2 separate regions of the Homo sapiens genome follow, and region 1 is linked to region 2. A link is a contact called in ENCODE Hi-C or POLR2A ChIA-PET data. All regions are on one chromosome and are shown on one strand. The core of a region is the stretch at or near the end of the contact, and the rest is flanking DNA. Distances in the headings are between cores, read along the strand shown.

Evidence for each region. Hi-C counts contacts between places; a loop is a spot of excess contacts on that map. ChIA-PET counts read pairs that join two places held with the same protein, here RNA polymerase II (POLR2A). Pooled maps may share reads with other maps.
Region 1: a loop to region 2 is called in a pooled map, with 5 times the contacts of the local background. The contact joins the promoter of CLIC5 here to the enhancer-like site in region 2. A Hi-C loop is called at or near these places in 3 of 168 maps with a recorded cell type or tissue (CD4-positive, alpha-beta memory T cell and naive thymus-derived CD4-positive, alpha-beta T cell) and 10 of 50 pooled maps. POLR2A ChIA-PET finds 5 or more read pairs at or near these places in 1 of 52 experiments (activated CD4-positive, alpha-beta memory T cell).

Annotation. Positions count from the first base shown.
Region 1 is chr6:46,013,254-46,019,951 of GRCh38, reverse strand. It overlaps CLIC5 (chloride intracellular channel 5), which reads left to right and starts at 4,092. Exons shown (of 6, transcript NM_016929.5): 1 at 4,092-4,472. The coding sequence starts at 4,410. It also overlaps the pseudogene RNU6-754P. RefSeq lists enhancers at 3,290-4,134, 4,135-4,979 and a silencer at 4,392-4,441.
Region 2 is chr6:45,432,279-45,438,205 of GRCh38, reverse strand. It overlaps RUNX2 (RUNX family transcription factor 2), which reads right to left. Exons shown (of 9, transcript NM_001024630.4): 5 at 155-259. Among named protein-coding and RNA genes, the nearest start is that of SUPT3H, 57 kb to the right of the region's middle. Within about 2 kb of position 1,250, at least 5 of the 41 ENCODE cell types and tissues checked have a DNase peak (open chromatin) inside an H3K27ac peak, as active enhancers do.

The DNA of each region.
Region 1 (6,698 bases), core at 2,843-5,342, 580 kb before region 2:
TTCTCCTTTCAGTTCCATCAGCTATTGTTTCATCAATATTGAAGCTCTGTTATTAAGTATATATGCATTTAAGGTTGTTCTATCTTCTTGGTGAGCTGGCTCTGTTATTATTATTATTATTATGTAATGTCTCTATTCCTGATAATTTCCTTTTTCTGAAGTCTATTTTGTCTAATAGACTTACATTAATATATGTTTATATATTATTAATAATTATATTAATTTAGAGGTTAGCTTTCTTTTTTTTTTTTTTTTTTTTGAGACGGAGTCTCGCTCTGTCGCCCAGGCCGGACTGCGGACTGCAGTGGCGCAATCTCGGCTCACTGCAAGCTCCGCTTCCCGGGTTCACGCCATTCTCCTGCCTCAGCCTCCCCAGTAGCTGGGACTACAGGCGCCCGCCACCGCGCCCGGCTAATTTTTTGTATTTTTAGTAGAGACGGGGTTTCACCTTGTTAGCCAGGATGGTCTCGATCTCCTGACCTCATGATCCATCCGCCTCGGCCTCCCAAAGTGCTGGGATTACAGGCGTGAGCCACCGCGCCCGGCCCAGCTTTCTTTTGATTAGTGTTTGCATGGCAGGGGCTTTTCCATCCTCTTACTTTTAATTTATCAATAACATTGTGTTTGAAGTGAATTCTGTAACAGCATATAGTTGGGTCTTCTTGTTGCTTTTTTATGCAATCCAACAATCTTCAGCTTTTAATTTATGTGCTTAGACCATTTATATTTAGCTTAAGTATTAATATGGTTATATTTAGGTGTACCATTTTATTATCAGTTTTCTATTCTCTTCCTCTTTTCTGCCTTTTAGATTATTTGAATATTTCTTGTCATTCCATTTTAGCTTATCTGTTGGCTTTTTTTTTTTTACTATACTTTTGTTTTATAACTCAAATAGCTGTTTCTTTAGGGATTACAATACACATACCTAGTTTTTCTCAGGCTACTTAGAGTTTACTATATCAAGTAAAGTATATAAACCTTACAACTGTATAAATTCCTTGCCCTTTACCCTTTATGCTGCAGTGGTCATATTATTGAATCTAAATATATTAAAAATGCTATCAGATATGTTATAGTTTTCACTTTCAACAGTCATACAAAAATATGAATGTCACACAGATTTGCATGTCACCCTTTCATTGGAGCCATGCCAATCTTCTCTGTATGGTTTCCATTTTAGAATATGTGCTGCCAAAGTGAGCACTAAATGTGTTTTTAAAGTACTTTCCTGGTAAAAATTTATTCAAAACTTGCACCACATTTGTGAAACTATGGGCTGGAATTAGACATATAGTGTTTTTCTCCAGACAAAGCTAGAATTGACTCTAACCAATTATTCTTTAACATTAAAGGGTACAAAGTAAAGTCCTTTTATCTTGAGCTAAGGCATAATATGAAATTGAAAATGGAAAATATGCACAGAAATAGTTTATGACCAAAGAAGAATTATTTTTTTTGCAGCATGAAGCTTTATAATATCAAAACTATAAGTTATCTGCAGGGATGTCCAAATGGGAGATATTTCCTATAAAATGTTATTGAAAGAGATCTGTCCAAATTTACAATAGCAGTAGATATTTGGAGAAGATAAAATGAAAGTTAACTCTGATAGGTTTGGGATTAAGGAAAGAGAAGTCATACCACACATTGTTTAGATCATAGCCAAGGAAATGATCGAAAATACGTGTAACACATTTTTCATTAAAACAAAAAACAAAAAACCAAAACCCTCGAAGACATTTTATGCATATAATTTTATTTGCTACTGCCACATTGCCATTAAGAATATTGCCTACACTTCAGTGCAGGGATGTTCTGAGTCTGTGCATCATGCAGCGAAGGCACCAGTCTCCCTCTGTAACCTTGGTCCTTCCCTAAAGTATGTAGTCATTGGTGCAGAATGTACAGCTGTGAAGGTGACTGTTTCTCTAAAGGCTTTGGTGATGTAAGCCTGAAGCCAAGCAGGAGGAAAGCAATTAAACATCACCTTGATTAAGTTATAATGTACCAAGAGAGTTGCACGTTGGGCTTGGTGACTGCTTTCTTCAGGAAGGAGGAATTTGCACTGAGAGTCTGTGGGGACACAGCCTGCCATAAAGGGTAGTGAGGACATCTTTCCCTTTTCTTTGCCTATCAGATGCCTGACCTTTCAGGAAGGTTCAGCTAAAGTGCCTTTTGCTCCATGAAGCCTTTTCCTCTCCTCACCCCAACCATGGTAAATAGTATCTTTACGTGACAGCTTGTATAGCTCCTTCATCTTCCCAATTCATGTGGCAGCCTTAGTTTTCATTTCATGTAACTATTATTCTGAAAGGGATTTTGATCTCTGTTAAGACCGTTAAAACCATGCCTTTGTTTCCTCAAAGTGTGCACTTCCATAGTGTGCACTAAGAAAAGCAGTTTGTAGAGCAGTTGAGAGGACAGGCTCAAGTCTGTCTGGGTTTAAATCCTGACTTCACCATTTCCTAGCTGAATGACTAGGGATAAGTTACTTAAATACTTCATGTCTCAGTTTCCCCACTTGTAAAATTGGGATCATTATACTATTTGTAAATATTATACAAGTTCACACATGTAAAGTGCTCAACATTTTTGCCTAGCACATAATAAGTATTATTACTTATTTTTTTATTAAGCGATAAATTTTTTAATAAAGCTATTAAACAAATACATGTTTTTAGTAAGGAAGGACATAGCACAAACAGGATTAATTAAAGAGAAGGCAAAGAAGACAAAGAGAATTCCACCAGATTCTGGTGCAAAACATTCAATAATTATTTTTTAAAGAACTGAAGGGTGGGAATGTCTGTTGGTGCAACCACTTTAGAAAACCTATGGCAGTGTTTACACAAGGAGAGCATTCTTATACACTACAACTCAGCAAGTCCACTCCTAAGTATACATCCAAGAGAAAAGTGTCTGTGAATCCAACCAAAAGATGTTTGATAGAGAGAATGTTCGTGACAGAGTAGTCATGATAGTCACCTGCACAAATGTCCATTGACAGAAGAATGAATAAGTAAGTGTGTCGGTGAAAATGGATGATACACAACTACACATAGCACAATGGATGAATCTCACAAACATAGTAATGAGCGAAAGAAGCCAGACACCAACATTCCAGGCAAAAAGATCCTATGCTGCTACAAGCCAGAATAATGGTTACCCTGGGACAGTGGAGACGGGAGAAAAGATGTGGAGAGGAGAGAGCAGGAGGAGCTTCTAGGGCTGTGGCTAACATTTTATTCTTCATCTGGCGCTCGTTACATGGGTGGGTTGGATTGTGAAAATTCATTGAGGCATACACCTAAGATATGTGCATCTTTTCTGTGTTTGCATCCTACTTCACTAAAACAACCAGAAGAGAACGGGAATGAAGTAAGATCAGAAAATAAAGGAAGAAATAGAAAGAAAATGAAAGAAGGGAGAAGAAAAATAAACAAACCCAGAAGGCTGAAAGGCATGGAAGCCGCACCTGACCGGGTTGACTCACCCCTCTGCCCCAGGAGCCACCCCTGCCCTGCCCTGCCCGTCCCCAGCACCCTACTCTCCTTTTGCTTAGCCCAAGGATGGCAAATGCCCCTTTTGGTGGGGGTTCTGAGCATCACTAAGACAGGAAGGGCTTTCCAAGTGGGTAAGGCTGGTAGTGGAGTAACTCGGAGGAGCTGACGCTTTATTAAAGAAACAGAAGACTTGAGAGCCATCTCCTCTCTTCCTTCCCCTTCCCCTTTCCCCTTCCTCTTCCCCTTCCCCTTTCCCCTTCCTCTTCCCCTTCCCCTTTCCCCTTCCTCTTCCCCTTCCCCTTTCCCCTTCCTCTTCCCCTTCCCCTTTCCCCTTCCTCTTCCCCTTCCCCTTCTCCTCGACTCTTTCTGCCTTCGCCTCATTATCCGCCCCCAGGACATCCTCTTGGCCTTGGTGGCTTTGCCAGGACCAGCTCTGTCTCCGCCTCCTGCCCTGCGGGGTCTTGGGGCGGGGGGCCGTGGCCCGGCCCAGGCCCGAGCTGCCGGGGTGTCCCCGCCGCGTCCCCGCCCGGCTGACCCCGCCCTGCAGCCGCCGGCTATTTTGGGCGCGTTGGCGGCGGCGGGATCGCTGACAGTCGCGGATCCTGTGACACCTCCGGGCAGCCCGGCACTTGTTGCTCCCACGACCTGTTGTCATTCCCTTAACCCGGCTTTCCCCGTGGCCCCCCGCCTCCTCCCGGCTTCGCTCCTTTTCATGTGAGCATCTGGGACACTGATCTCTCAGACCCCGCTGCTCGGGCTGGAGAATAGATGGTTTTGTGAAAAATTAAACACCGCCCTGAAGAGGAGCCCCGCTGGGCAGCGGCAGGAGCGCAGAGTGCTGGCCCAGGTGCTGCAGAGGTGGCGCCTCCCCGGCCCGGGACGGTAGCCCCGGGCGCCAACGGCATGACAGACTCGGCGACAGCTAACGGGGACGACAGGGACCCCGAGATCGAGCTCTTTGTGAAGGTAGGTCGGGGTCCAGTCTCCCGCCGCACCTGCCGCGCCTCCCGCCGGGCTCACCCACCAGGGCTCGGGGTGCGCTGGACTCCGGACCCTCCCAGGAGGGCGGCGCGGAGCCCTGTGCTCCCCCGTGGCCTTTCCGCAGGCCAGCGCCCCGCTGCGAGGCTCCTGGGCGGAATGGAGGAAGGCAGGTTCCGGCAGGTGGCCGTCTTCTCGGAGAGTTGATCCGCAGTTTGTCCACCCCCGTCCCCGCCTCCGCTGTCACCGCTGCGAGTCCGAGTCCAGAGCCCAGCCCGGACGCGATTCAGGCTGGTCCTGAAAGACGTCTCCAGGTGTCGGGATGCGGCAGAAACCTGGCTGGACCCGTGAACCTTTCCTTTAAAACGGGAGGAGGGGGAGGAATGGGAGAGAAACGTTATTGACACAATGATCTTTGGCAAAGCGAAAATGACATTTCTTAAAATTCTCTTTCTCTCTTTCGCTCAGAGATCCTAAAATAAAAGCCAAGGAGACAAAAGTGTTTTCTTGCTTGGTGACTTGCAAAGCAGAAAACAAGCACTCCATTCTCCGACGTTATTATTTTTGTCATAATCATGATTTTTCAAGGCAGTATCAAGGAAATGTTAGGCGTTTGGTAGTAGGGAGAGCCTCCCGTTCAACCTGATGCAGACAGGGATGAAGGAGCACAGTGCAAATTAAATGAAGTCACCTTGCTCCTTGGACAGAAACTGCCTAATGTCAGAGCTGCTGTACTTTATTTGCAACCTGTAGGAGGAAGGATGGAGGCGAGGCTGCGGCGGCGTTTCCCGGTCCGCCGGTGTAAGGAGAAAGAAACATTTGATCAGCCCTTGGTGCCGACGCTGCAGAAGTAGGGAAACCTGAGGCTGCGGGAGAGTAGCCTCCAGGGCTGAGCAGAAACAGTCGCCAGGACTTGGGGGAGGGGAAGTCGGGGACTGCCTGGGCGCCAAGACCTTTCACAAAGGGGGAAAACTCTCTCAGTGCAAAGTTTCCCTAGAAATATGCAGATCGCTGAGAAGGGAAGAGTCACTGGTGCCTGTCAGGGGCCTCCTGGCAGAATTTAAAAGGCATAAATATTCCCTGGAATTGGGAAAATGTTATTTTGCCCAAAAGATCCTTCTCTACAAGCTAATTAAATAGATGTTTGCAAAAAGTATGAGATCTACATAAACCTTGATAACAATCTGTGGTCTTTGGTACTTTCTGACTCTTAAAATGTGACTTACTTTACACTTGGTACGTGATCTGTCTCCGTTGTCCCAGCCTACCACAAAGGTTTGTTAAATTTCTTCTGCTGGGTTTTACATTCTTTGTGTTTATTTTTCAAGCTTACACCTGACATTTAGTGACACTTGCTTTCTTCAGCCTGTTCTCTTCCCACTGTGGCCCCTGTGTGCTCCTTTGGTTTCTGGGACTCCCCCCACCCCCACCCCAGGCTGGATTTCCAGGTCCTTTGGCAGACCCAGGTAATAAAGGAGGTCATTTCTCGTCTGATGCTGGGTAGTGTTGGACCTTAGGGCAGCAAGGGGGTGTTCTGAACCCCAGCATCCAGGCCTGGGCCCTAGGGGTGAATAGGGAGAGCTTTAACAAAGCGATGAGTCTTGCTGCTCTCCTTGAAGAAAGCGATTCTAGGACTTACTCAGATTCCTTGAGAGTGGTAGTTTCAAGGTGTCAAGTTTCTGAAAGATATTTGAAACACAAATAGGTTCTTTAGAACCAAAGGAGCCCTTTGCCCCACTCCTAGGTGTGGAGACCGATTCTACCTGCACCTTTGGAATTTTCTTGTTGGCAGTGTTGGAGAGTCTCTCCATTTATATAAAAACCTTACTGCACAATTTGCAGCGTTCCCCAAATAATTCTAAAATGACTGTGTTGTCATTTGTTTTTTCCCTAAAGGAAATCAATGAGAGCCAGGCAGGCCTTCATGGCTAGCTCAAAAACCAGATTGATGGGGAGATCAAAACATCAGGTATGAAAGTTGTTTTGACTCCTCCCTCAACCCCATCTTTTTGAGCTTCAGGTTAGCAGTTCTCATTTACAAGTAAATGGGACAAGTAAAGGCTAGAAATATTGTGAAATAAAGATGCTGCCCAGGCCTTACTTGAACTGTGTCATTTGAGGGAAGCAATATCCTTGTTGACAGAATCACACTTTTCCAAAGTTTGGAGTTTCTCTGAGGTACATGATTCCCCATAAAAAGAAAGGCCTTCTTGT
Region 2 (5,927 bases), core at 1-2,500:
GACTAACTCTCCCTCACTAAAAAAAATATATGCAGATAGCAAAGTCCACAAAGACACTATGGACATGAAAGTGACACTAACTCATTTGGAATAAATTCCTCATAGGGTCTCTGGAAACTCTATTACTTTCTTCAATAAAAAGGGGAGTACTTACTTCTGGGTTCCCGAGGTCCATCTACTGTAACTTTAATTGCTCTGTGATAGGTAGCTACTTGGGGAGGATTTGTGAAGACGGTTATGGTCAAGGTGAAACTCTTGCCTGCAGATATAAAAGGGGAAAATATACAGTGAATATTAAAAAACAGTGTTGATGATTACACAGCAGCATAGATTTCCAAATTGCATTTAAGCATCTCTAAGGAGGCAATGAAACAAAGACAAGAGGCAGGACTCCTTCTTCTAAATTGGAAACCCTCCGATGACCACTTTAGGACATTTCCAAATTTGCTTAGAGTCAAGATCATCGTCCTCATTGTAGTGCTACACAGGAAGACTCCAATTCCAAAAAAGCTCCTCAGTAGCAACAGTTGTAATGAAAACAAAACCCTGGTCCACTTGAGGAAGGTTCTTTTTCTTTCAGTTTTCTCCAACATCAGGAACACATCCAAGCACAGACAATTTTAGAAGTCTTTATTTAGGGTTGGGTCATGACCTCACGAGAGAACAATAGTAAATCATTGTTGATTATGTTATTTACTTCACATAGCTTTAGCATTTCATTTGCTTAGCTGCACTACAATAAGAAGATAAAAGAGGAAAGTTCTTATGGGAATCATTTTAACAGGAGCCAGTGTCTCCTGTCCTGGCCGTAATGTGCCTGTGGTATGATGATTTCATCATTACTGGAACAAAGTTTTTCTCCTCCCTGTCCACCCCTCCCCTAACATACATCCTTGCTGTTAAATCTTGAAATAACCCCCTGACAGCGACTTACTTTTTGCTAAATGAACATGACATCTCTCAGTATAAACTCAAATTTTGCTTTTAGCAGAAGGTGTGCTTCATTGAAATATTACATCTGATGCTTCAAATTAATGAGCTAAAAGCGACGAATAAGAAGGGGAAAAGAGACAGGGAAAAGTTTGGTAGCATATTTGGATGTCTGTTTTCTCCAGAAGAAGATACCATTCTCTGTTGCACAGACTTACTAACAGTTGTAATCAGTTAGATTTGCAACGGTTAATCATGTCAGATAGTCAAAACTGCAAACTGTTACAAGACAGGAAGAGGTGGGCGTGAAACAGTGACTCAATAAAACATTCAGCAATCTCAGGCCAGAGTACTCATTCAGTCTGCTCCTGTAACAGACCTTTAAAAAGCTCATTTTGTTTTGCTTTGTTTTTTGGTCAGAGATTCTTTTTCCCTTACTGAAAACTGAGAGTATTAAACCAAAACACAAATCTTTGACAATATGTACCAATGCAAAGTTTAATGCAGTCTTTTCAAAGCTTAATATGGAACAGGTTATATACAAGGCTTAATGGAGAACAGGTCTTTGGCTGTCAAGTCTAGTGAATGGGTTTTCTTTTCAACCTAGACCATGTAAGTTCCTAAAATCTGTTTAAGACGCACATCATTTGTTACTGAGTATAAATAGTTTTAAGTCTCCTTGGCTATACTTTTCTATAGCCAAGGGGAAAAAAACAGGAAAGAAAAGACAGGAATGGGGTGGGTGCAGTTTGAATAGGGAAAGGTGAATAACAATTAGAAACGTATTAAGTGCCACTTCATACACATTATCTCAATTAATCCTCCCCGCTTAGATCTCTCACCCCCATTGCACAAATAAGGAGGCTGAAGCCTCAAGAGACTTAGTAATTTACCCAAGTTCATACAACTAATAAATGAAAAAATGAAGATCTGAACCTCATTTTTCAGACCCTAAAATTAATGCTCTTTTTTTTTTAAATATTCTGTCACTTGGCCACTTCCTTAAGTGGCTTGATCACTTGCCATTTAAAAAAATTAATAAGTAATTTATTTCTAGATGCGTCCCAATCAGCTCTATGTGCCCAAGAAACAGTAAACATAAATGGACTAATGCAATATCTCAGGATGATGAAAGCATCTATTTTTAAAGTGTCATTGATATATTTTATCCACTATATTGGCTATTACACGGATTTAAATAATTTATAATTGGTTAGCAAAGAGAGGCTTTATTATAAGCGTTAAGACTAACCAGAAGAATAAACCAGCCAGGAGTCTAAACTAGTTACAGAAAACTAAAAGCCTACAGAATTAGAAACCAGAAACTTGAATAGGAAGCCACTGGGTCCAAGTTAGAACCTCAAAACAATGGAAAGATCGCAAAAAGTAAAAGAGCTGAATCTCTAGATTGAAAGTTAATTTACACTAAAACATTTTAAAGTGCCATTTTGGGGTCAGATTAGTGGTCTATGGGCCCAGGATTGCCTTTCTAACAGTGGCTCCCATGGCTGTGTTTCAGAGTCAGTTTTCATCTATGGCACTCATCTTAATAAATCAAGGATATATACAGATCTCAGTTATCCTTAATGTCTCTAAATAACCTGGTAGAAAGATTGTCGGCTGGGCGCGGTGGCTCACGCCTGTAATCCCAACACTTTGGGAGGTGGAGGAGGGCAGATCGCCTGAGGTCAGGAGTTCAAGACTAGCCTGGCCAACCTGGTGAAACCCTGTCTCTACTAAAAATATAAAAATTAGCTGGGCGTGGTGACGCACGCCTGTAATCCCAGCTACTCAAGAGGCTGAGGCACAAGAATCACTTGAACTCAGGAGGCGGAGGTTATAGTGAGCCGAGATGGTGCCACCGCACTCCAGCCTGGGTGGCAGAGTGAGACTCCATCTCAAAAAAGAAAAAAAGATAAAATAGATTGTCCATAAATTTATTTAAACCAGTTTTGGTAACAGTTCTACTTGAGACCTTTACAACTTACTTAGGATATTAAAAGTCATCTATGCTTCCCCTAAATTCAGGGTGACGCCTCATGTAGGAACAAAAGCCAAAAATAAAATTCACCCTTCAAGTATAAAGCATTTAAATTTTCAGAGTAGAATGAGTTCTCTATAAAAAACTGCTTTTAAAAAGAGATGGGTTTGGGGGAGGAAACAAGTAGTTAAGTATAACTATGATCTGCCAAAATCAGACCCTAAGGATCAAGATGTAATTAACAACTACAGCAAAAGTGAATGAGGCTCCTTCTGCTTCTTATTGCCCCTTCAGAAGAAATATGTATGCAATGTTGAAGAAATTTTCAGAAATTACCAACCAATTTAGTAATTGGTTCTTCATCCTATAATAATAATGCACCTCTTAAGTCAAATGTTTATGTGGGCATTCATGATTTCCTTAAATTAATTTTTTCTCAAAAATCCCCTTTTTATCACTTTCCATAAGTGATAAAATACAGCCTGTTATTTTAAAATGTAGGCTCTCAAATAGGGAGCTAGCAGTCAGTAGATAACTAATTGTGTCATCCATGGCTTCATCAGGAAAAAGAAAGCATACCAAAAAAAAATTTAAGGACCAAAATCATTTTAAACACTTCTCTTTAAAAGATTAAGGATAAAAAAAAGGAAAAACCATGAAAAACCTTAAGCCTCTCCTAACTTAATGCAAGTTCCACTGATGCTCTACTTTTATTCTAGCACTTTCAAAAGTTGTGGTCATAAGATGACCCATAAAGTCAAAGTCAGTAGTGACATGACTCCTTTATAATCTAAGATTGTTTTTCAGTTTCTGAGAGTTTATGTTTCTACCAGTGGAAAGAAAAAAAAAAGTGCAATATTTGAGGAACTTGGTGTTTTTTTATAACACTACTGAAAATAGAAATATTTAAAGCCGGGAAAGAAAATACAATGGTAGCAGCATGTTGATCCAGACTTAATAGCTTAAGAGAAATGTAGAAGTGTGAAAATCAAAGAGGAAGCTGGAAGAGTCTGTTATAAAGCAGGTCAGGTACAAAGGGTACAAAGGCAGGTTAAAGGGTTTCCTGCCACTGAAAAACTGACCCATTTTTTTTTCAGAGTGTGATCTGTTATCAGTGTTCTCTGTCCTTTTTTCCTCTTCATCTCAGCTTGATATTACTGTTTCCTTTCATACAATGTTAATGCAGTGATATAAAAATATATTATTAGTGATAAATCAATTTTTCTTTCTCTCTCCACCCACTCCCCCTACCCCCCATCTAAGTCTTGAAGACAAGTCTGGACCAATTTCTCCATCCTGCCTCTGGCAGCAGACTGTAGCATTTCAGATCCTCCACCAAGTCCCGGCTGCTTCAAAGGAAAAATCCTACTTTCTTCAGTTAAGATCATAAGAAATATAGGGGGAGGGGGTCAGCTCTGTTTGGACATAATTACACTTCATCAAAAGAAGCTTTCTTCATCTTCCATGCGTGAAAAGTCTGCAAGCAGTTAAGTCTGTCTTTTTTTTTAAATATAAAAATTGCTATTTGGGAAACCAGCCAAAACTCAGAAAGCCAATATAGTAAAACAGTGCACACCCTTTGTTTCTCTTTGAAGTTTCTTAAATAAATATGTTGAGGGTTTACAAAGTACACTATCACTTTGCCATACTTTCTACTTAAATTGATCAGAAAAAAGTTATGCAGCATCTATATAATACAAAAGTAAGATAAATGAAAACACTAGTTTGAATCTGTAATGTAAAATTAAGCATGGCACCCAATCCTTTAAAAACTAAAATTCATTACTCTAGTTAAAAAAAAAAAGTATTATTACATAAGAAGAAAGATGCAATTCAGAGCATACAGGTAAATCATCATGTTCACATTTTTCTTGATTCTAACTAGAAAAAAAGGAAAACTTTAATTGCATAGTGGACCTGCATAAGTAAATGAGAAAAAGGAAGAATGAATACACACACACACATACTCCAAACCTAATCAGTCAATAGTGATATAGGATGTGTCTTTTTTTCTTCTTTTTATGAAAGTTAACTAAACCTGATGCAGAGATAACTCCCTTAGTTTTGATTCTACCGGAGGCTGTGAGCCTCATTTTATTTCAAACAACATGTCAGTGACAGTATCTCATTAGCATGAATCATTTTTTTTAAGTTAAAAAGTACAACTTCTTGGCCCTGTTCCTAGAAAGTAAACTAACACTACTCATCGGAAACAGCCTTGCTTGAATTTCCCTTATCAAGTTTTTACAATGGTAATAATTTGACATCTGATCCAAACTAAAGAGCAATTATTAGACATGGTTTAAAAAGTGGTGCTCCTCATTTCCTATTCAAACCTGGGTTGCAATGATTCCATAAGGCTTTATTTCACCTCAGTTCTAAAGTGGTCTATTTTCTTTCTTCTTATCAAAATACTTAAAATGGAAATATTAGATTCAGTTAAGTAAATAAATAAGCATAATGCTTCTAATAGTGAGTAACTAGTAAAAGTCTTTCTGTAGAATAAGTAAATAAAAGCCAAAATATTGGCCTCCTTAAAGACTTTTTTAAAAAACATTAACCTCATTTATCAAACAGTTACAAAAACCCTAAAAGGGATAATTTTCTATTTAAGGATCTCTAATTTTTGAATATGGATTCAGATGATGGGAATCCTTACATAGTATGGAACTATTAATATTAGAGTACTAATCATTCATCTGTCTAGGCAACCTTACATAGTCACTCTAACATAAGTAATACATTATTCACTTATTCAAATGAAAAGCCTTATGTTAAAAAAAAACCATGGTTTTTAATAAATTCTTACTATGAGAGTAAATTAAATCATATAGAGGTAACCTGTGATAAGTGAAGAGCATTATGCCAGCTGTCCTTGCTACAACTTAGACCAAAATTGATATTACCAGGAAATTGATCCAACATATCCATTTTTCTTTCCCCTTTACCACTCAATTTACTCAGTTATTTGACTCCTCATAATTCAGAAGTTGATCCTCCAACTGTTCTTTTCTCT